Linked DNA regions of Homo sapiens: regions 2 and 3 are each linked to region 1. The links are chromatin loops, found by intact Hi-C in ENCODE. Cell type or tissue: endothelial cell of umbilical vein. All regions are shown on one strand. Links, peaks and the distances in the headings refer to the core of each region. The heading gives the core; the rest is flanking DNA. Region 1 overlaps MDFIC2 (MyoD family inhibitor domain containing 2). Region 2 has its middle 46 kb from the start of MDFIC2. Region 3 has its middle 120 kb from the start of SAMMSON.

Region 1 (8,268 bases), core at 1,704-6,703:
TGTTTTAATGCTAGTATAGATTTAAAAAGTACATGATTCTTGGAAAATCACAAACTTGACTTTGAATATGATTAAGAAATAGCATATGGTCGATGGCCTCTTTAAATGACTTTGTTAATAACTTAAATAGAAAGCAGTTTTAATTCTGTACTACTTACTTAATATTGATGCCAACCTTAACTAGTAACTGGGTAATAAAGGGAAACGAGATTATAGTAAAAAATAAGTAACTTTAATTTCTACAAAGAAATCAGAATATGGATTCTTGCATAACGTTTTTGCAAACTGCTTTATATATATATATATATATATATATATATATATATATATATATACACATTCAAATGCAAAATAAAGCTCCCTGAGTTATGTAATTGCTATTCTTCAAAAGGACATCATGAAGGTTGACAATTTAAAATGTGCTCTTCCTGTCACCATCCAATTTTTTTGAATGTCTACTGATGGTGTTAAAAACAATCTCCGCAGAAGAGGGCTGCCATTGCCAATTTAGGACACTGGCTTTGTTATTAGCATAGGCATATTAGATCATCCTCTTGCTCTTCCTGCCTGCTTTGTTCTTTTGATATGGTAGGGAACTGAAATTGACAACAGCCTACATTTATATAACAATAACTTGCATTGTTAAATATATATATGTAGATAGACAGATAGAGAGTTCTTTTATTCCCAAAAGATATCAAAGTTCACTACACACCATAAAAAAAAACCCCACAGATATATGCAGATGCTTCTGGGATGAACCGTAGCAACTATTTAAAAGCATAAAGTATTGACAGCCGTAAGATTCTTGGAATAGTACATCACCATTTTTAATTTTTGATATTTTTATCTCCTTAGAAAATTTCTGTTTTGTTCACCAGGAGGAAAGGATAAAGGTCACACTTTGTTACTTGAGCAACATGTCAGAAACAGTTTGAACGTAAGCTGGAAAGAAACTGTCTAAGTCTAAATGCTTGAACAACACTGCTGTTGTAAACACAAGACCAAGTAGGCTGCTTGGTATCTCATCATTGTTCAATCCACTGGTCCACTGAAACAACATAGAGTGAACTCAAAGTGGGGAGTTTGATCATTGGATGGGCATCACTATACATAGGGCTATCAGACTTATCAAACAGAAACACGAGATGCACAATTTAATTTGAATTTCAGTTAAATAATGAATCAGTTGTTAGTATAAGGATGTTCCATGAAATACGAGGAACATACTTGATAACTGAAACGTATTTAAGGGGTTGTTGACAACAACCTACATTTATATAGCAATACGTGGGACACAATACTAAAAAAAATTATGGGCACTCTATATTTAATCTGGCAATCCAAACTACGAAAGCAAGACTTTGTGTATTCTTTATAAAGTAGACTATCATTGGTATAAAAAACATTTTTAGAGGGAAAAAAACCCAATAGACCTTTATTTTTTGTCACCCTTAAAACAACCCTACCATCTTAAATATTTGTAAATATGTTTTCTTCTTCACAAAATAGAAATAATATTATATTTAGACATGACTCTTTTTTCAATAATTCGTAATTATAGGTTCTGGATGGAATATTCATGAACAATACAAGGCTCAGGGCATATCATAATAATCAGTGAGTGGTCGCCTATCTGTTTCCATGACTACCACGAAGGATAGTTATTTTTTTTTCTTTAGTTTATTTTCCTGAATGCCAATCATAGTACCAAGCGCATGGTAGAAGATCAATTCATGTTGCTTGAATGAATTTATTCTTGGCCATTGGATTGATTTTTCTCCTTTTTTCTAACTTTGGATGACTTCCCTGTGTTTTCAGACATAATGGTAGTTTTACCTCCATGGTTTTATTTCCATTTTGAGATATTCTTCAGCAGATGCAAGGTGAAATTTGACACCTTCCTATCAGTAAGTTATAGGCTGTGTTTCTCTGGCAGTATTTCTTACAAGGATGAAAACAGAGGAGTTCTGAATGGTTAATGCGGAGAGAGTTAGTGAATAATTTTTTTAAAGCCCACCAGGAAGGTTGTATAACAGAAAGTTAACTGTGCTCTTGAGCACTTCATATGTATTCTTTATCATATAATATATATTATCTATTATATGAATTAGTTGAAAATTTTCTAGAGGAGTTTAAACATATAGGATTTTTCTATATTATACCAATTTTTTGATCACATATCAATGCCACAACTCAATTCTATTAGAATTTTAATATATAACATTATATCTCTTTTAATCTTCAGAATTTATGACTCTAATAGCACAAGGTAACTATTTTTATCCCAATCATCATTATCATTGGTTTTGTTTCTACTGTATACATGCTATGAGCATTTGCCAATGCAATATAAAGCAAGTGGGACCAAGGTAAAAAAAGAGAGTGAGACAGAGCCTAAAGGAAGATTCAAGGTTTCAAACACACAAAATAGGGTTATGGTCATTAAAAAAAATAGATATAAAAATATTCATGAAGCACTAAAATAATATCATAAGTTATTTTTTATAAGTTTCTGTTTTCTGTAGTAAAGAGATGTGTATTCTTTTAGATGAGATCAATCATTACATTCACAAATAAAGTAGAATTTAATGCTACAATGATCAAAATAAAAGTCTAAACAGGTCAATTCGATCCATCTTTGTAGTATTTGAAGGGTAGGAAGGAGAATGGTAAAGGAGATAGGCTAACATTTATTGAGTATGTATTAAATTCAGACACTGTGCTAGACAATGAGAGTAATGAACCATATTATTCTCTGTCCTGAAGTCTCTGACTCACAGTCTAATAGGACAGAAACATGAGTAAGTAAATAATTGCAAAGCATTGTAGTTATGTGCTATAAAAACATAGTATATTGTATAGATATGATCTTACGTAGAATATTATCAACTTTCTAAATAGATTGCAGGAATGTCTTCACTGGAGAAATAATGTTCCACCTCTGAAGGAGTTTATAAATGGAGAAAAAATTTTGAAAAGCATGTTATATTGAGAGCAAAATTGCCAAAAAGTGTTGGGTTATGAAGCAGAATTAGAAGCACACTGGTTTGAACTGGAGTGTAGGGTTCAGGGTAGAAAGAATGCCAGGAAATGGAACTTGAAAAGTAGGCATAGCTCAGAACTTGGAGGCTCATATATTAAACAAAGGAGAATTTAAAACAGGGAAAATACATAGTCAAATTTAGAAAGAGAATGTTGGCAGCAGATTGGAAGGGACAAGATTGGATTAGAAGAGCAATATTTAGGCTTTTACAATCAACAGTAAAGACAGGAGTTAATTAAAGCTTAAACAAGATGTTAATTTGCCATTGGAAATGGACAGAATAACCAGATTCAAGAGTTAGTGAACAAAAGAACTCAACAGCTCAACATATTGGAAAATGGTGATTAACCTGGTTAATATAAAACAAGATAGTATTGAGTAGGCTACCATGTGTGATATGTTTGCCAGTGGTGGCCTACATGACTCAATTGAAAGGAAATCAATTGAAAGGACTCACTGGATGGTAAATCTACTTACCAGGAAATGGGCTAAGAAGCTTTAAGACATTATTCCAATTGACAACTTCACTGTCATTTTATTTCCTAGGGAGTTCTATCCCATTCGGCTAAAGAATTGGAAGCTCAGAGATATTATCGTAAGTTCACAGTGCTAGGAAATGAGGAAGTGGAGGTCCCTACTCAAGTCCTTCTAACCACAAAGTCCCTGATCTTTTCTTTAAGGTGTGCTTCCTGAGGTTGACTTCAGATCGATGTGGATGTACACTTGGACCAAGTTCTACATTAGGAACACTTTAAGTGATTGATCTAGAGGTATGAAGTGAATCAAGAGCTTTGTGTCCTTAATATTTACTAACCGGTTTGAAGGGACAGAACTGGATTCATTCATTCATTCACAATTTATGTAGTGCCTTCTTTCTGATGGAAGTTATAATGTGAATTTGGAGCTACCTCAGGCTTCAGTGTCTAAGGGGGGGATCTATCATATTGTGCAAATATGAGCATTGATTGGAATGCAATTTAGGAGACAACTAACAGATACTACCATTGCTGTGACCTCTGCATCATAAGAAAAATAAATAAGCAGGATACAATTTCAATTTTTCCCTCACATCTTTCTCTTTCTGATTAATCATCCTTTCCCCTCTCTCTTTTATGCCTGCCCCTTTAGGTCTAAGTAAATTTTTTTTCTTAAAATATATCATTGCAGGTGCCCCTGCTGTGAAAATGGAAAGAAATGTAATGTTTTGGTCATGGGAGAGCTGCCAATTCCACAGTACCAGCACAGTGAGAGTCATCCTTCATTTATTTCCCGCCTTCCCCTTTTTCGGATGTTGATGAGACATTAGTATGGCGCGAAGCCTGTTTGCTCCTTGCTGCATTTATTTTGTTAAGATTAGAGTTGCTAAGATACGGTAGTTATTTCAAATTGTAACCACTGATGCCAGTGGTCATAAAATAAGATGCTGAAATTCCTTTATTTGCTAACGTTAATAAAAAAATTCTTGAGGGGGCAAGAGAATTTTCTGGCAAAAAAGGAACAGTACTCCAAGTGGCCTCTGTTATAGCACATAATTAGATCCACTAGCCTAGCTGGTGTTGAGCTATTTTGGTGTAAAATCTAGAGAGAAGTTCTGGCTTCGAGTTGTTTATTAAGTTATTCTTTTAAAATAAAGGGTGTGGTCAGGTTGTGCAAATTTTACATCCCTTCTTCTATTTAGTTGTTTAAGCCAGGGGATTTTTTAGCCTGTTGCTAGTTATTCTTCTCTGTTCAATAAATATTGTGAAGGATTTGGAGTTTTTAACACTTTCTCACAACTTCTTGAGTTGGGCCTCTTAATTCTTCTCATCTTGTGCTGCTGAAGCACCAAATCTCTCACGTTCTATTGATTAATTCTACTCTCTTAGGATATAATTTGTAACTTGTAATTTTACTATTGCCAGCGACATTTTTTAGGTAATTGAGAAGTCATGCCCTGTGTTTTTATTGTTATTGACAATATTCGGTATTTTTCTTTTAATGAATCTCACACACACACACACACACACACACACACACACACACACAAACACAAACCTCAGAATGATTTCCAACGAGATGTAAATCAACTCCAGGACATTTCTTTGAGCTTTTAGATAAATATTTTCAACTAATACTTAAAAGAAAAACCATTAAACTATTCGGGTGGAAAAATAGTCTCTGAGCAGCCAGTTTGGCAAAGGTTTGTTCAGCGAATGTGTGTAATTTCAAATTACGCTGTGTTTTTATTTCACAAAAATTTCCAGCTTCCCTAGAACACTTCAAATACTAATATCCAGAGTTTCCACTGGCAATTCTTTTGTTTGTCCTGGAAGCATCTTGCAATTTGGGACTAAGAAAATATTGTGTTCTCTTTGGATTTACAGACATAAACATATGCATTTCTTCTTCAGCACACAGTTCTTTTCAGGGAAAGCCAGGTTGAATGGGCAGACTGTCAAATAGTAAGAAGGCTTCATCAAAAATATATAGTACATTTGGCTGAAAAAAATGGTCTCCAATAAAATTTAATCTATTTAGAGAAAGACAAACTATTAAGTAATGACATCCCAATGTGATTTGATTAAAAGTAATATTTTGTGAAATCACCATTTAAACGCCTTTCCAGAGAGACTTAGAGAATATGCTGTACACGGTTGAATCGTATTCATTAAACCAAACTCGTAATACCCAGTGGAGCCTTATTGTACAACAGGCCTGTGGTTAATTGTAATTCCATTAGAGAAATTGCAAAAAGGTGGTTTCTGCCCACATCTTTGGAGACAGAGCTACTCCTCAGGTTCTGTGGTTATTACTGTCTCAGAATTTTGAGATGCCAATGCTTTGTAGAGTTTCATTTCTAATATCTGAGTTCTTAGAACTCAATGTCCAGAAAGTAAAGTGATTTACTGCAGTCTTCAGTCTTCATTTTCTATGTTCATTGTTCACCTATGCCATAATAGGGGGACTATCTGATTTTTTTATCTGACTATGCATCCCAAGATTTAAGGTTACAGATATATCAGGTATCTGTCTACTGGCATAATAGTGGGTATATATTAGATCAATGTATTGGTCTACACTTTTTCATTCCCTTAAATAGTATTTTATAGGCATAGCCTTGCTCTGGCCTCATGATGGTGGAGTGTACATTCCTGCTCCTTTCTGGAAGGCTTAGTGGCTTGACTTGGCCAACATAAACAATATGATGACAGCAATATACCTGCAAATTTAGGTTCTGCTTTTGCATTGAGAATATTATAATATTGCCATTACTTTTAATGGCAAAACCCGCAATTACTTTTGCCCCAACCTAATACCATACCTAAGTAGTTGCTCGTCTAAGGAAGATGAGGAACCTGTAGAACGGACCTAGGCACACCTGCAGCTTTGAGTCAAACCCTACTGCACCTGATTCAGATTAGCCAAACTGCAGCTGACTCATAGATAAGCAAGAAAGAAATAAATGCTTGTTGTTATTTGCCATTGAAATTTGGGATGTCTTGTTACACTGTAATTATGGCAATATTTAACCAATACAGTGTGCCAATTTTACTTCCTTAACTGTCTTCAAAACACGTGTTAAGGAACTAAAATTGAAGGCAAAACAAGTGCCTTCAATTCTGCATATGTGAGGAGGCAAAAGGAGTTTCTCCTGTTATTATTAAGTCTTTCAATTCTAAGCTAGCTCTGAAGCTGCAGCTTGAATTCAGCTCATATAGATCTGAAAAGTTTTAATAAAGTTATGAGTCATGTGTAATTGACCAATGTCCTGAACCTGTTACTTGGCAAAATTGAACAAAATGGGGGAATTCTGCAAACCCATAGTTTCAGTGGAATTCTTATCCAATGTATGACTTAGGCTTAAAGTATATGTATCGTATGCTGTGATTTTCCATTGGTGTATGGTGTGGCGTACAATTCTCCCATAAGCCTTTCATAGGTGTCACCCCATTTGCTTCAGTGTATGACTTTTTTAGACAATTGGGTGTTGGGGAGTGGGTCTTAACTGAGGACATAAACTATTGTGGTAATAACTGTCGATGGATTATGGAGTCAAGTGGTTCAATTAAGATGGGTCAGAGAGAATAATAAGTTACAAACGTGATTCAAGGTTACAATTGCAAAAGCTAAGTGAGGCTAGGCAAACAATATAAATCAATAAAGTGGGCCAGATAACAGGAATGAGATATCCATGGTAAACCGGAGAAGATGTGCCCCATTTATAGGAGGTAACTATTTGGTTCCAACTAATTTCATCATTCAGGCACTGTATTGCCCTATGTTTATTTATTTATTTTTTTAAATTGAATGCCTCTACATGTCAGGAACTGGTTCTGTGGATACATCAGTGAACAAAACAAACTAAACCATTAAAAAGAAAATCAAAAAGAAGGCCAGGCGCGGTGGCTCATGCCTGTAATCCCAGCACTTTGGGAGGCTGAGGCAGGCAGATCACCTGAGGTCAGGAGTTCGAGACCAGCGTGGCCAACATCGTGAAACCCCCTCTCTACTAAAAATACAAAAATTAGCCGGCTGTGGTGGCAGGCGCCTGTAATTCCAGCTACTAGGGAGGCTGAGGCAAGAGAATCGCTTGAACCCAGTAGGTGGAGGTTGCAGTGAGCTGAGATCACACCATTGTACTCCAGCCTGGGGGACAAGAGTGAGACTTTGCTCAAAGAAAAAAAAAATCGAAGAGAAACTAATACCTAAAATAAAAAAGTATTTTGGATTGTGATAAGTGCTAAAGAGAAAAATATACAGCAGGTGAGTGAGATACAACATTTTGGAAAATATGGTAGGGTCAGTCCTTACTGAGAAGGTGCCTTTTAGTGAAGTCCTGAAAGAAGTAATAGAGGGAGCCATGTGGATAGGGAAGACCATTTTATTTATGGGGAATGGGAAGTGCAAGGATACAGAGGCAGGGGTGTGCATGGAGTCCAAGGTGGGGGATAAATGTGCAAGGGGCTGAGTGGATAAAGTAGAGAGTGGATGAAGAGTTGTAGAATACCAGAGCCTTGGCTGCTTTCGGTGGGGCACCTTATTTCCACATTGAAAATGTTTCATCCAGCTGGGCACAGTGGCTCATGCCTGTCATCCCAGCACTTTGGGAGGCCAAGATAGGAAGCCTGAGCAACATAGCAAGACCTCACCTACAACATACAAAATAATTAGCCAGGTGTGGTGATGCACCTCTGTAGTCCTAGCTAGTCAAGAGGCTAAGGCAGGAGGATGGCTTGAGCCCA
Region 2 (8,268 bases), core at 1,837-6,836, 110 kb after region 1:
GGGTATTTTTCTTAATAAAATCCTTGGACTTTTAATCACATCTTGGTTTCTGCTTCTTGGAAGACTAAACTAACTCAGATTTACCACGACTCAGCAATAGTACACTAAAGATAGAGATTAAAAACAAGGGATAAATTGAAATTTAATAGTTGGAAATAAGCTACCTACCCCTGGCCAGTGCAAAGAACACCAGTAACCAGGTGCCTAACTCTCGGGTAGGAGACTTCAGGTCTCTTCTGAATTCATAGAACAGCTGCTAAGAGAAGATCCCCACATACTGACGCTGGAGATCTGGTTGAGAATACAGCATCCCATGCAACCAATCAGCAAACTCTACTAAGTTTCCAATCAATTTTCTCATCACACATTCTTACATACAAATAAATCAAGGACCACCAGCTGTTCAGGAAATCTTCCAACAAGGAAGAGTGATATTGAAATGAATACATGCAAAGAGCCAACTGAAACATGCACAGATAAAGTAGGCATAAGAAAAAAAAAACCAATTAGAATCCTCATTCATACCTGACATTACTTCCATGAAACAAAAACAGGGTGTTATTTTTAAAAATAAATAACCAGAGATCAAAAGAGAGCTCTGGAGAATCTTTTAAAATGCTTGCAAAGAAATCAGTTTTAAAATTGGAAGATGAAGTCATAGATACTTTCCAGAAAGTGGAACCAAAAATGGAAAGAAAGTGAAAACAGGAGAGGGGAAAAAAATCTTTGGAGTGAGCTAAAAGTATCTTTAAAAAAGAGAAGAAAGAAAATAGACGGCAAGAAATTATTAAATAAGTAATGCAAGCGTAACTTTTCAGAACCTATAGACATACTCTACAGATTAAAAGTATCCACTGAACACTCAGCATAAGGAGTAGGAGAAGTGGAGAGGTAAACGGCACACTCAGGCACATTGCTGTGAAATTCCAAACGAAGGAACTATTTCACTTGTTCCTTCAACAATCCTTTGAGCATGTAATCCAGGTTTTCTTATCACATTTTATTTATGATTCTTCACATATTCTAAAAAAAAGCTCATCAGAAAACAACCTAGCAAACTAGGAGAGACAAAAAGACATACATTTGTCATAATAATTAAAATGAAGTTTAAATCAATATACATCAATAGGATTAGTTCTGAAATGATTTGTTCCTTAAGTTTATATGAATCTGAATTCCTAACACTTGATTACTGATCTAACGGTAATGACTCAGTGACATTCATAAAAGCAGGTATTAATTTTTATTCAGTTTCTGAAAAAGTGAAATTGTTCCCCTTCATTAACTTTTTTACAAAATCATTGGCTTTTTATAGATTATAAAATAGTATACATTCATTTCAGAAAACTTAGAAATTATCACACGAAATAATATAAAAGTTACCTATTACCCCAAATCCAGCAATGACAACCATTAAGATTTTGGCATATGTTTTTCTAGTTTTCTTTCTGTGCCTACAAAACAAAACCATCAAATTATATAATTTAACCAACTTTAATCAACTTAGGTATACTAACAAAAATATTTCCAAAATGTGCTATACCCTAACCTGCCTAAATAAATAAATAATCGAATATATTTTAAAATTTTCTTGATAACCCTGAGTTCTGGTTACAAGTCCCACCAGTCATTTAATGACATTCTCAAGATCCACTGAGAGATGTCAGCTCCTTTCTCTGGTCTTCCATGGTTCCTCACTATTCTTACTTTTAAAATACTTGTCCTTTTGTTTTTTAAACAAAATATTTGTATTAAAAACTCTTAAACTTTTAAAATACCTATCCTTTTTGTTTTTTTGTAGGTTGTGTTTTCATGAATGAGCAGAAGTTAAATTGATGTTTCTTTCTGCCTTAAGAATACCAATCCCAGGCTGTCTCTCTTTCTAATTTGCTGTGGGCTGGGAAACCACATAGCTACCTTTATTGATAATCATGACACCACCCAGAGCAGTACTTACAGATGGCACTTTTTTTGAGCACTGACTTTATCCCAGGCAATTACTGTGATAAGTACTTTTAATCTTCATAATAACTGAGAAGGCAACTCAGGATTAGCAAATATTAAGTAATTTGCCAAAATGCATACAGTAAGTCACCTACTTTTGAAGTAGAATTAGTAGAGCCTGTAATCTAGAGAAGAAAAATTATATTCTGGGGGTTTTAACCAACTGGTGGGATGGTGGTGCTATTACAAACTTGGAACGTGCACCCCCAGTGGTAGGTGAGATGATTTTAGGATGCATTCTAATGGATTTTATGTACAAGGACATGGACATGAAAATAAACAACATTGAACTGCATAGCGAGAATCTCTGTTTAATTCAGCTTCCGTTTTCCTGATTATGTAAAGGAAAAAGTCTCAATGAGTGCTAATGTGTTTTTAATATTTTATTAAACTCAGGAAAGCATCTTTTTGGCAAAAAGAGAGCAGGCCTCAGATACAAAGCTTTTGGTAAGCAGTGGTTTCTAGACAGAATTTACTAACATAGTGCTTTTATCATTTATATTTAGGGTTAATGCCTATTTGTAAAATATGTTAATGATTTTCCCTTTATGAATGTGATGTTTTTAAATAAAATTTTTTATTTTAAAAGTTGAGTGGATTTTCAAAAAGTGAAATAATTACATGTTAAAATGAGAGCACATGGACACAGAGTGGGGAACAACACACACCAGGGCCTGCTGGGGGCTGGGAGGCTAGGGGAGGAAACTTAGAAGATGGGTCAATGGGTGTAGCAAACCACCATGGCACATGTATACTTATGGAACAAAACTGCACATTCTGCACATGTATCCCAGAGCTTAAAATAAAATTTTAAAAAAAGAAACATTTAAGAATGAAAATAATAATAATAACGTGTTCACAGGGCAAAAAAAGCATGAAAGTGACACATAAGTGATTCATATGACAAAATGTGTCAAATTTATATCCCTTTTATTTTAAAAGTAAAGAGTATTTTCTATTAATGGGATATGATTTTTCCTGCCTAGAAAACTGAGTATAAAGGATGATGAAGTGCTTTAAACAAAATGGACAACTTCTCCATCTTGACTCTTGTTGTGTTTTGTTGTACTACTTCTCTTAAGATTAAGTACCAGAAGGTCTGGTGTATCTGTGGTGTACTTGAGTCAGTTCGTACAGTTCCCAAGAAATGACTGTTAAATTTGCAGTGGTTTTGTGAGCCAATTGTTAAACATAGCCATTATCAAAAAATAAAGTATATTGACTTATAATACATAAATTACCTTAAAAAACAAAAGTAATACGTATTTGAAACTTACTGTTTCCTAATTATTTTACTACATTTTTGCCATTATCTTTACTTTTGTGACTATGTCCACTCTATCTGTAGGTTGGGAACATGACCTAATGGTGTGCTACCATGCAGCTCTTTCCAGCTCCATGTTCAGTGACTTCATATTGGTAAGTTGAAATCTACTATGGCATGAGTATTTACACTACAGAAATTGGCAAAAGCTATGATTTAGTGCTTTTTCCTCCTGAAAAGCTGGCCATTTAATATTTACCAGCATATGGCACGGTATAAGAGTTAAAGGAATGGAACTTCCATATCTCTGGCCAGGTGATCCCTAGTGCAATGCTTCTGGTTGTTGGCTCATGGAAGGCCTCTTTGAAAAGAAACAGATGGCAAGTAATTGAGAGCTCATTGGCCAGAAGTGGCATATAGGAGTTGTTAGTCATGTTAGAAATGAGCATTCTGTGGATTGGAAGCTCCACCTGTCATCTCCTAAATAGGGGTAGAAAATATATCTTCTGTTTTTTTTTCTTGTGAAAACTGAAGCCAACTTACTTTTGTTTATTGCATTGCTTTGTAGTTAAAATGTATTTATTTCAATAATTTCCTGGCAAGAAGTATTATTCTTCAAAAGTTTGATTACTTTCTTCAATGATGTGAACTTATTCTTAAAATCCATATAATGTAAAAGAAGCCAAAGTAGAGAGTGATGAAAATGTCAGTTGTCGTAACAGAATTTATGGCTTTGGTTTTAATACTAGGAGTGTTTTGCAAATATCTTGTCTCTTATCTTGTGCACACAGTGGCTCTTATTCAGCTGAGAGAGAGGTTAAGTGAGAAATGAGTTGGCTCGCCAAGGATAGATTTGTTCCACCCACCCCCAGCCCCCAACACACATATACACTCACACACACATACTCTGATGTTAATTTGATTTGAAAAAATATCAGAAAACATCATCATCAATTTCTCCTCTTGCAAAAATGATTATTCTTGCTTGACTGCCCTCTGCTGGAATTCCTGAAATACACACTTTGCCTCTACTTACAGGGACAAGTTGTAGGTGGTATGTAACTTAATGTGAGCAATCTTTTCAAGACGTAGTATGTGAAGAAGCCCAAGTACTCAAGAATAGAAATAAAACTGAGTTAAGCATTAAATGCTGTGGTCAAGTGTTGATTTAATTAACCATGAAAAATAGCCAGGTTTTGAATGGATCAAAGAAAACAATTATACCTAATGGGTGAACTGAAAACAATTGACTATTACTGAAAAAGAAGAATGCTTTAATTAAACTAAAAGTTATATCTAATGTTAAATGAGGTGGTTAGAAAAGCTCCACAAAAAAGCTGCTTAACTGCTGAGTATAATATGAGAGATCAGAAAGAGCGCTTAAATGTTTGTAATAAAAAATGCCACCTTATTAAAATTGTATCACTATTATTTTAAACTATCGCGAGCCTTTTCTCTGTTCTGTAGCTAAGCCGTCACACTTAAGACTATTCATTTACTTGTTTAAAATATTTAGATTTTTCATTTATTGCTGATAACAATTTATTGCTTATTGCTGATACAGAGATAGTGCTTTTTTCTACTTAATTAGATTATTTTTTGTTTTATTTAGAGAGAATTATTTTAGAGATAATAATGATTGCAATATCTCAGACCTTTATAATGTACTAGGTTAGCATATACTTTTCTCCATACTTGTAAGGCTCTCTGGAGTTAGAAGAATGCAGAGCAGTTGTCAAGCAGGTTGAGTTGGTGGCGAATTGGTGCTGTGAGACTCACACTTGAAGAGTATCACGGTGGAATATTTTTTACTATAAAGATCAAATCCTTCATCTGAGGAATTTGAGCTAGTAAATGGAACAGACTTCCGTCGGCGCATTTGCTGATCAAAGTCTAACCCTTTATTTTATTCACCATCTCCTTTTTATGTCATTGTCTATGTAAGAAATGAACAAGGGGATTAGAGAAGAAGGGAGGGAGGGGGAAGATAAAGAAAAGCCAAAGATTTAATAGAAAGGAGAAGAGCAAAAGATCTCCCGCCACCATTTTGTTTCATTCTTATGCCTCATATGGATTAAAACATGTAAAATTAAACTAGTAAAGTGCCAAGTTTTCCTAATTCAAGACACGGATTCTGCATCATTGAACGTTACAACTTAAGTATACAATAAGGACGGGACCTTCTTAGAAACAATGTTAAGTGGTTATGGACATTAATTCTTTTGCAGTAAAAGCTGATAACTATACAAGTAAGTCACTTTTCCTATTGTAAAAATGACTGTTATATGTTTTAAACTGAGGCACCAGGGGAAAGTAACGAGATTATAGAAACTTCCTTACTTCACCAGACTAAACGCACTCTATTCCAGCACCATCTCCCAGACCAGCAAACCTACAGCTATCATATTTCTTTCCCATACTGATTTGAAAGGAAAATCTGAAGGCAGACTAGGATGGTAGACATAGAATTTGATTTAACATTGTGAGTGTCATAAGTTGAATGCTTAATCATTGAATTTTTGAATGAGATATAACAATTGAACACTTCTCAGAGTAAGTTATGATAAAACATCATAATATAAATGGAAAAAAATTCATATTTTGGAAAAGTTTGTATGTGCTAAGCTTTTTGGAATTATGCATTTATATTTCAGAGTGAGAATATTAAAATATTATTTAGTCTAATATAATTCTAAATGAAGAAGCCCTATTTTATTAAGGGAGAAATATTAGCAGAGCATACATGTAATGAATAGCTATCATGTTTTGCATTATGAACTATCCCGTCACTGTGCTAATTATTTTACCAGCATTCTACCATTTAATTTTTTAAAACTCTATATGAGGTAGGTACTTAACCATCCCTGTATTACAGATAAGAAAACTCAGCCTCAGAGGCCCAAGGTCAGAGAGACACGAAGTGCTAAGATGGAAACTGTAATCCTGGGTTTTCTGACTTTAAGGGCAAAACCCTTAAAGACGTATTGCATCAGTGATGTCATCATTTTCTCTTTGAAAACCCCTGTAGTCTCCTTGTGAGTCATCATCCTGGTTGTAGACAAGGCATAAGCAGAACTCTGATCTCTTTAAGTACTTGGTAAATGGGAGTTCTTGGGTTCTTTTAATACATTGGCTAACTGAATGCAGTCACATCCGACATTTCTAGATTACCAATTTTCAAAGAATTATAAGAAATTAGACATACTACTGAACCACTATGGAAAGGAATTTTTATCCTCTTTGGATAAATTTCTGTTGTCTCTGGGCCGTCATCTTTGTTCATGTTTCCAGAAACCTATTCTGGGGAAATGATCTGACAGACAGCCTGCTCCCAGAGCAACAAGCCCCTTCCCCACTCTCATCTCGCTGCAGCATCTGCATTGGGCATGAGCCCGGATCCATATTTACGAGACATATGTAGACACTTTTCCCTTTCTTGGCAAATGCATAAATAGAATCCTAATGTCTACATGTAGGTACTATATAAATACAAAGTTGTGCATACTCTGTGGATGTCATGCATCATTTATCCATGTATTTTTAGCGTCACCAACACATTTACATATGCTGTCACGTTTCAAACTGCACCTCAATATAGTGCCTTTTTCAACATGAACTCGGCTGCAGGCAACATCATTCTTTTAACATTTTCACCGCAAGTGAAGATCAAAGAGCAAGAACATAAATCCAAAAATAGGAGACAAATTTAAAATAGGTAACACTTTTCTGAGATGCTCTGAGGATACTACAGGATTACCTAGAGCAGAGGACTGAATCTTTTGCTATATAAATAGATCCATGTAATTATTTTAATGTACCTATTATGCTTGGATTTCCCGAGATGAATGTTTACACCTTGGCTGTTGTCTACAGGGGATAAAGATATGCAAACCATCATTTACAATTCTGTGTTAAATGCCTGTAAAGTGTGGTAGAAAAAAGGGAAGGATTCTTTAAATATACTTGAAGAAGTCAAAGTCTTTACTTGGGGAAATAACATTTGGATTGACTCTCGGATGATAAGTGGTGGTTTAGATTTTCTTTTGTATCAAACATTTAAAAAGTTAGAAATAAGTTGACCTAACAGATCAAGTCCAAGATTAAACATTAGAAATTAATTGATCTAATAGGTAAAGTCAAAGATGTTTGAATTTCTCAACAGGGATCAGTCTTTGGGAAAACTAGAAGTAGTAGATAATTTGCCTTTCTTTCCCTTGTGGAGCCCAGAACACGTATGTCTTTGACCTTATGTTTCTGGTGTTCTGCATGTATAGAAAGTCTGTTTAGTAGGTTTATGGTAGAACCATACCAATAGTTTTTAAAGCCTTTTCTCTTGAGAAGCAGAACAATTTATTAAATGAAACATTTCATGGAATACTAAGTATGAAACAGATAAAGGCAGAGACTGAGTCTGGTAGAAGTGAGGAATAGAAAAAAAAAGACCTACAAAGTACTTTTTGACAATCCCTGGACTTGGTAAAAAAGTGTGTATGTGTGTATGTATGTATACACATGTGTATCTTTTTTTTACATCCCTGAATTGCTTCTTACCTACATATTCTGTATAAATAACTGTTACTAATACAAGAAGCTTACTCTGATCTGTGAAATTTTGGTAACCCAGGAAAGATCTGCTTTTTTTTTTTTTTTTTCTCCAGTGGCTGCTTCAGTAACAAGTGTTATGTATGGGTTTCAACAGTGACTCTCAGAGTATAGAAAACATGTTAGATGGAGTTTATCAGGCTCATGTCCAGTAATATTGACAGCATGGGGTCTGCGATAGAGCCCAAGTATCTATCTCTATGGTTGACATTGCACTCCAAGTAATTCTGATGCAAGGGTCTATAAGAGGCATGGACTAACAGATAGACCATAGTAAAGACAAAGGGGAATGAAAAAATAAAATAATAGATTGAAAGGTAAAGAAGAATAGAAAACAGGGAAATGAAAGCATATGGTAATTGCAGAAAGCCAACAAAACTTGCCTAGTGGCAGAGAAG
Region 3 (8,268 bases), core at 2,117-7,116, 130 kb before region 1:
ACACATTGACTCTAAAATAATATTCAAAAGAAATCACTGAATTTGACCCCTCAGGGTGCTAAGTTGCCCAGTGTTGACATCTCAACCATGTCAGTTTGGATTTGTGAGTTAAGTTGGTGATATTTATTGGATGAGAACTTCCAATTTATCTGTTATTGAACTCAGGAACACATCCCGTAGGTCTTGTGTAAGTTTGGAATATGTACCAGAATTCTACATGTAAAGTCTTCCAGTCAAAAGTTTCATTGCAAAAGTTTTGCACAAATCTAATCACTAGGTTAAATTTCTGACACCCTCTTCAATTTTAAGGTTGGAAGATTTAACGAAAGTAACTAAATTCATGGCAAGAGAAAAGAGAGCAGGGAGATATAAAGAATCTAGCATTTATCTGAGCACAGATATTGGAAATTATTGCAAAGGGGATATAGAAAATGACTAAGTTAATGACTTGTTTTCAAGTTTTAGGAGAAGGGCGATGCTTTCTTTTTTTTTTTTTTTTTTAAAGAAAATAGTCTGCATTGCCCTTTTTCATTTTGTCATATTTTATTTTGATTTAAAATATTTTTCTGGGATTCTTTAGTTTTGCTGTATTCTGTGCACTTTCCAGTAAATGATCTATTTATTTACATGAAAGGCAAGATTCCGCAATGCAAAGGCAACACGAGAGACTTTTTCCTACCAATTTTCTAATGAAAGCCAGTGACAGTTTTTTTTTATTTGGTTCTAAGTTTCATTTGCTTAAAATGAAAATGTATTCTTAAAACTAAATAAAAAAATATCATATTATCAGTATTTCTGGCTGCAAGTGAATGAATACTTATTCTGAAAAGACCCGTCTGAATGGCCACTCTATAACTACCGTGTTTTGTTAGAAAAGTATATTAAAAAGTAGAAACAGCATCATGAATGAAGAAAAGGGATAGAAACAAAGTATAAAATATGTAATCTTTTAAAAGGACCTTATCAAGGAGAATCTTAGTGAAACTTTAAATGGGAGATTCATACAATCCCAAAGCTTTCTTATTTCCTATTCAATGAATAATTTACTTTTTAGATGAGATTCACTAACATTATTGCAGAATAACTGTAATTGAAAATTATTAAAGCTCTATCTTTATTGCATTTTAAAACTCGTGCATTTGGTGTTTGACCAGGTCTGCCTCATCATTAAGAGTTTTGAAGAAACGCAAAATCTCTGTCTCCCAAAGAATAAAGAGCAAAAACCTTAATTGCTTTCTTGTTTCCCACAAAGATGCTAATATGATGAACTGAATGTCAGGAATAATAAGATAAAATGATGGTGTACACCCTGGGAAGAGAAAATAAAACATCTTTTTATGTAAACTGTCACCAGAACCTCAAGGAAACTCTTTGCTCTTTCTCTGCCCTGATTTTGAACTGCTTCATTAAAAGTAATTTTGTTTTTCAGAAGGATAACACCCACATTATTCTATTAAAAATTTTAAGAGAAATCTTCAATTAAGAGGTTATTGTTGTCTGAAAGATTTTTCCATAGTTGGTTGGTAGCTGAAAATGTGATCTTCCCAAATTTGAATGGAAATATGACATTCATCATAGTTTAAAATAGATAAATGTCTTGTCTGTTTGAAATGCCAATGAACTTGATATTATTTATCAGATCCTTTGAAAATGTTGTAATTTTCAGAGAAAGAATTTTAAAAAGGAGAGAAATGAATCATCAATTCTTCTTGCCTTCAATTGATTGAAAAGTTAAATTATACAGAGATATTTATAGAGCCCTTGTTCCATGCAGTATTTTGTCTTTTAAGAGTTGAAAATAAACAAGGGATCATGGGCCTCAGTATAACCCCCTGATAATCTTCCTTTGCGTTGGTCTGGTGAGAAAGACCATAAAACCCACATCATTGGCCACCAATATCTTACCCAGGGCTTGTCCTGATCTCAATTTAGATACCTGCTTGGTCCACAGTGCAACTTGATAATTGTTTAGATACATAAATACATTTAAAGCACTTATAAGGAAATCTAATTTAAACCATTAACAAATTCTTTCTATGAAAAATATTTCTAGCTATTTATTTACCTAATAAATTTGTCCTCTGGATAATTTTTTTAATTTAATTTTATTTATTTATTTATTTTTTGAGACGGAGTCTCGCTCTGTTGCCCAGGCTGGAGTGCAGTGGCGCCATCTCGGCTCACTGCAACCTCCACCTCCCGGGTTCACACCACTCTCCTGCCTCAGCCTCGCAAGTAGCTGGGATTACAGGCACCCCACCACCACGCCCGGCTAATTTTGTTTTTTATTTTTAGTAGAGACGGGGTTTTTACCATGTTAGCCAGGATGGTCTCGATCTCCTGACCTTGTGATCCGGCTGCCTCAGCCTCCCAAAGTGCTGGGATTACAGGCGTGAGCCACTGTGCCTGGCCAGATAATCTTTTTCTTAATATGCACGGACAAATACACTTGGTTGCCAATTTAGACCATGAGAAGCACTTTGCAACTGAGGCAGTAGTGACCTGAATTACCAGATAGTTTCTCCATTGTTGTTACATTGTCTTTATGCCAGCAAGTTCAAATGTACCATTAAAAAGTTTATGTTGACCTGAGATGTCTGTTAGAATCTTTTTTCCCCCAACCTTTTATTTTGCACCCAAAATGTGTTCTGAGAAACGTTAATCCCCAGAAACACTCATCATAAAAGGATTTCAGGTCAAATAATTCTGTGGAAATCTGAATACTGAATTATATTTTGATTAAAAGGAGCATGGGAAAGGCTCTGAGAAGCCCTGCATTCTGTTCTGTAAAACAGAAATCTGTTCTGCATTGTTCAATGTCCCACCTCTCAAACTGATTTAACCATGGCACCCCGAGCCCTTTTTTAGCATCCAACATCTACTTGCTTCCTTTCAAACTAATGTTGTGGGGACCCTGCTGTGGTAAATATGTCTCAGTTAAACAACCTTTGTGAGGTAGCTGTTACCCCTATTTTACAGGTGAAGAAACTGAGGCTCAGAAGTTAAGTAACCTGCCCAAAGACATACTACTCTTAAGTGATATAGCTAAGATGTGAAGCCTCAAGTCTGAAGCCTATCCTATAATCTGGCAATGTGACCAGAAAATATGAGGAGATAGATTTGTTTGAATATATGGACCATTTCCAGCTACACTTAGCAACTTTATCTGTTCTGCTTTTCTGTGCACTCTTTCCTAGATTTCTTTTCTCCTCGTGTTCATGTCATTGGGGTTTTGTAAGAAAACTACTCTTATTTATTTATTATTATTTTTTTTGAGACGGAGTTTCGCTCTTGTTACCCAAGCTGGAGTGCCATGGCGTGATGTCGGCTCACTGCAACGTCCACCTCTTGGGTTCAAGCAATTCTCCTACCTCAGCCTCCTGAGTAGCTGGGATTACAGGCGCCCGCCACCACACCTGGCTAATTTTTATATTTTTAGTAGAGACAGGGTTTCACCATGCTAGCCAGGCTGCTCTCGAACTCCTGACCTCAGGTGATCCACCTGCCTTGGTCTCCCAAAGTGCTGGGATTACAGGCGTGAGCCACTGCCCCCTGACCGCTACTCTTATTACATACAGTATATTTACTTAGAAAACGGTAATTGAATTCCATGTAATACAGTAATTAGGACTGGGCTGAAATAGCACATAGAACAGAAAATTTTATAATAAATATATAATGGCACAGAGGAAAGAAAAACATGTACATTACCTCAAAGCTGGGAATGACATTCAGGAAAATATTGTGAGTCCATTGAGCAACATGAAATGCAGGAATCCACTTTCCTGGACAGACCATTTAAGCAAATTTCAGAAATATTCAAAAGCTTCAATTTTATATGTAATATTAAAATAAAGGTTATATCAAGAAAAATGTTTAAATACATTAAAAGATTCCTCATAGTGAGAAAAAATGTTTTTAATTTGTGTGTAAACACATTATCTATGTATATATCTTTATTCTCTATATATACATGTGCATTTTTGTGGTAAGAAAGCATGCACATGAATATACAAATATGCATATATATGTAACTAATACAAACAACCTTGTATTTGAATTGTTAAAATATCCATTTTGGTTATTTTAAATGTAATAGAATTTTAGATTCCTTTAATAAATGCCCAGTGGATAGATTTATTATTATTATTATTTTTAATTTCCTGCATCAGATCTAGGTCTTTGATAAATACCACAGACAACCCCAGAACTGTAGGATGGGCTTGACAGTTCTTCAATAAAGGGCTGTGTGGTTTTTTTTGTCAGTGTCTTCCTTCCAGTGACAGCTGCTTTGTTCTTTTCTAGTCAGATTTTCTAGTTAACACATCAAAAGTGTATCTGTGTACATGAAGTACGAAGAAAACAGTTCAAAGAGGTAAGAGATTCACTTTTAACTCTTCACCACATTTTCCCCACACTTGTCACGAGAGACACTTCATATGGGGGCTTTGGAATAAGGTGAGGAGTTCAGAATGGAACCCAGGGATGTATGGCATTTGGTGATTAGCATTTTAGAAGGCGAGTCGGTCAGCCAGTGCTCTGAGAGAACCCCAAATTAGCGAGAGCTAATCTAGGATGAAGAATTTGATTTTTTTCAGGACAGTCAAGCCCATGCATTTGATTGGATGCAGGTTTTTACATTCAATTCACGTCAAAGTTTGGTTTCTTCTCGCCATACCATGATGGCCCGCCATGATGACAGAAGCTGCCTGCTTCACGCATGTACTCTGGAGTGTTGCTCTCACCTCTGCCAGCAGGAGGAGCTCTTGCACTCATGTGAGAACTGAAGTCAGCCATGCCTCCATGCTCAAGCAAATGTCCTTGGAGGTGACACTCCAAGATTGTTTTTGACTGAGGCGACTAAACCTGAATTGGCAGTGAAATATTAAAAACGCAGGAGAGTATCCTCTAGCACCTAGTCTTCTCTTGAAGCTCTCTCAAGTGTCTGCTGAGTCAGGGATGCACTGAAGCAATGATCATATAGAGCAGTGATCCCCAACCTTTCTGGCACCAGGGACTAGTTTTATGAAAGACAATTTTTCCACGGACTGGAGGTGTGGGGGGATGGTTTCGGGATGATTCAAGCGCATTACATTTATTGTGCAATTCATTTCTATTATTACATCGTAATACATAATGAAATAATTATGCAACTCACCATTATGTAGAATCAGAGGGTACTCTGAGCTTGTTTTCCTGCAACTAAATGGTAAGCCGTATCTGGGGGTCATGAGAGACAGTGACAGATCATCAGGCATTAGATTCTCACAAGGAGCACGCAATCTAGATTCCTTGCATGTGCAGTTCACAATAGGGTTCGCGCTCCTATAAGAATCTAACGCCACTGCTGATCCGACAGGAGGCGGAGCTCAGGTGGTGATGTGAGCCATGGGGAGCAGCTGTAAACACAGATGAAGCTCCACTTGCCAGCTCACCTCCTGCTGTGCAGCCCTGTTCCTAACAGGCCACAGATCAGTACTGGTCCCTGGCCCGAGGGTTGGGGACCCCTGCTGTAGAATGCAGCCTTTCATCTCCTCCTCTCAGTCATACCTAGCATAAGCCCTGAGTAGGAGGATGTCTAGAAAGAACTCTCCATCAGTTGAAATGGGCCCATACTGTACTGTATCGTGTGTATGTTTGTAGTGTACCAAGCAAGGCAAAAAAAAATACACATTTACTTTAAAGAATTTTTACATTTGATCTTTTAACAAAGCATCAGAAGAGTCATCATGAGAAAAATAAAGACTTTCTTGGACTTTCTTCAGCTTCCTTTATAGTCGAGCATGGTTTTAAAATTTGAATTATGTAAGCTTTTCAGTAACTTGGGGCTTTGAAAGTCTTAAGCCGGCCCAAGCAAAAGCCAATACACACAGCAAACAAACAAAATAGTGCTGAATTTCCTGAGCGTCCACTGTGTTTCTGGTGCTGGTGCTGCCTTAGGCGTGAAGGAGACAGGACAGTGACAGGGCAGGGACAAAGACTGGTGGCCGACTGCCTGGAGTCAGCCGAGTCAGCTACGTAGCTTAACTACTTTAAGCTTGCATTCTCCCATTTGAAAGTGTGGATTCTAAGGATCCCCCCTGCACAATGTTGTTGTGTTTGAAGCGGGGTGTTACTTGGCACAGTCCAGGCACTTGGTATGAATCTCGTAAGAGACTCAGAGGGACACCACCATTGACCAGGGTCTCGACAGACCTGGGATATAATAACAAGTATCGATTTGGTGCCAAAAATTATCCTATTATACTGTTTGTGTGGGACATTTACTTTGGAATTAATAATAAGAGGTAAAAAGTATTAGTCATTGAGGATTTTATTTTCACTAATACTATGCAGTCTATAATCAGGAATGTGATGGTCTTTATAATTTTATCTCTTTCCTATTAATTTTCCTTTTTTGTAAGACAAAATTTCTCTCTGTCACCCAGGCCGGAGTGTAGTGGTGTGAGCCTGGCTCACTGCAGCCTTTACCTCCTGGGCTCAAGCAATCCTCCTACCTCAGCCTCTTGAGTAGCTGGGACTACAGGCGTGTCCACTAAGCCCAGCTAATTATTATATATTTTCTTTGTGTGTGTGGAGACGGGGTTTGGGGTTTTACCATGTTGCCCAGGCTGGTCTCAAACTCCTGGGCTCCAGCAATCCACCTGCTCGCCCTCCCAAATTGTTAGGATTACAGGCCTATGCCATTGCACTCAGCCCAATTTTCAATTATTAAAGAACATAAAGAATATAGATATGCTTATTAACAAATGTAAAATAACATTATGAACGTTTAAAACAGTAATAATTTAACATTAACTGTCAATAAGAAAACAAATAGTGAAAAAAACATGTTTTTTATTCAAGATGAAAAGCTGTGAAACAGAAGATTTTTCTCTATTTCAGGCATGTATTCCTTAAATTGTTTCTAGAATAGATAACTTTTGAAAGATTAGTTTTCTAGGTCTCAAAATAGGATTGTTTTGCAAAATAAGTTTTTTATCCTATAGCATAACTTTTGCATGTACTGTAATTAATAGCAATGCTTTTCAATTTTTAAATTGTCTGCCAAATTTTTCCAACCTTACTGTTCTCGAATGTCTTCTCCAATATTTTCTTTTGTATAGCATTCACCTCACCGTCCTAGGGCATTCCAAAGTGTGTTTTTTGCAGTGAGGAATGCTCTCCTTGTGGTTCCCAACTCTCTGGACTTCTAAATTACCTGAAATACTTAAAAATAGTCCCTAGCCCTTACCTGATAACTCCTAGATAAATAGTTACAGCCTCAGAACCATTCAGAGGGCTTGTTAGAGCACAGATGATGGGGCTACCCACAGACTTCTCATTCAGTGGGGCTGGGGAAGGGGCCCAAGACTCTGCATTTCTACCAAGTTCAAAGATTCTACTGATGCTGCTGGACTGGGGACATACTTTGGTAACCTCTATATTAGATCATGCCTTGCTGGTAAGCTAGTTTGTTTTGTTTTGTGTTTTTTGAGATGAAGTCTCGCTCTGTTGCCTAGGCTGGAGTACAGTGGTGTGATCTTGGCTCACTGCAACCTCTGCCTCCCGAGCTCAGGCAATTGATTCTTGTGCCTCAGTCTCCAGAGTAGCAAGGATTACAGATGCCTGCCACCACGCCTAGCTAATTTTTGTATTTTTGTAAAGACAAGGTTTTGCCATGTTGACCAGGCTGGTCTCGAACTCCTGAGCTGAAGCGATCCACTTGCCTCAGCTTCCCAAAGTGCTGGGATTACAGGCATGAGCCACCATGCCCAGCCGGGTAAGCTAGTTTTAAAGCACACTCCCTCACTCCCCAGCCCCTGACCAGGTGATTATGGCGTTCAGCCATGCTTGGAAACCAGTGTTCTGGGAATAGTTTACATGGCTTTGTCACTGCTCACATGTCACCTGGGCAGGGAACTGAGCCAGGGAGTAGAAAGCCTTTAAGGTGCCTTCAAGTTTGTAGGGAGGAGCAGATCCCCTCTCAGAGATGTGCAGATGTGTTGGGGGCAGGGAGAGTGCAGGAAGGTAAAGCCTTCAGGCTTTTGGAGGGCCTCTGAGGATTCCCTTTCCAGAATCATTTTAAGGTATCAGAATGAAATGGAGCCAGCATGTGTGAGGATAAATGAGCACCCAGCACAGGAAGTAGCATAGCAGGAATGCAGGGAGTGAGAGCCATTTTCAATGTTGTTGCCTCTGAACAGATTGGGCGGATGCCCGGAAGACAGATTCTAGGTCCAGCTTCCTCGCTGACTAACTGGGTACCCTGGGGAAGTCACAATCTCT

The links. A loop is a pair of places that touch in the nucleus more often than their neighbours do. Peaks named below come from ENCODE experiments on the same cell type or tissue, not always from the same donor. Only the 100,000 strongest peaks of a DNase experiment are listed, where the experiment ranks them.
Region 2: a loop joins it to region 1, with 4 times the contacts of the local background. A loop is called at or near these places in 4 of 110 quality-filtered maps.
Region 3: a loop joins it to region 1, with 2.0 times the contacts of the local background. A loop is called at or near these places in 2 of 110 quality-filtered maps.

What each region holds. Positions count from the first base shown.
Region 1 is chr3:70,245,381-70,253,648 of GRCh38, forward strand. All of the region lies in intron 2 of MDFIC2 (MyoD family inhibitor domain containing 2), which reads right to left. It also overlaps a transcript of SAMMSON not described here. Among named protein-coding and RNA genes, the nearest start is that of MDFIC2, 63 kb to the right of the region's middle. In endothelial cell of umbilical vein, for the core only: no CTCF peak of the experiment used is centred there; DNase peaks (open chromatin) are centred at 2,891 and 4,331; H3K27ac peaks cover 3,633 bases.
Region 2 is chr3:70,354,902-70,363,169 of GRCh38, forward strand. It overlaps a transcript of SAMMSON not described here. Among named protein-coding and RNA genes, the nearest start is that of MDFIC2, 46 kb to the left of the region's middle. In endothelial cell of umbilical vein, for the core only: a CTCF peak has its summit at 4,299 (motif pointing left); a DNase peak (open chromatin) is centred at 4,260.
Region 3 is chr3:70,115,810-70,124,077 of GRCh38, forward strand. It overlaps a transcript of SAMMSON not described here. Among named protein-coding and RNA genes, the nearest start is that of SAMMSON, 120 kb to the left of the region's middle. RefSeq lists an enhancer at 4,637-4,856. In endothelial cell of umbilical vein, for the core only: a CTCF peak has its summit at 4,748 (motif pointing right); a DNase peak (open chromatin) is centred at 4,772.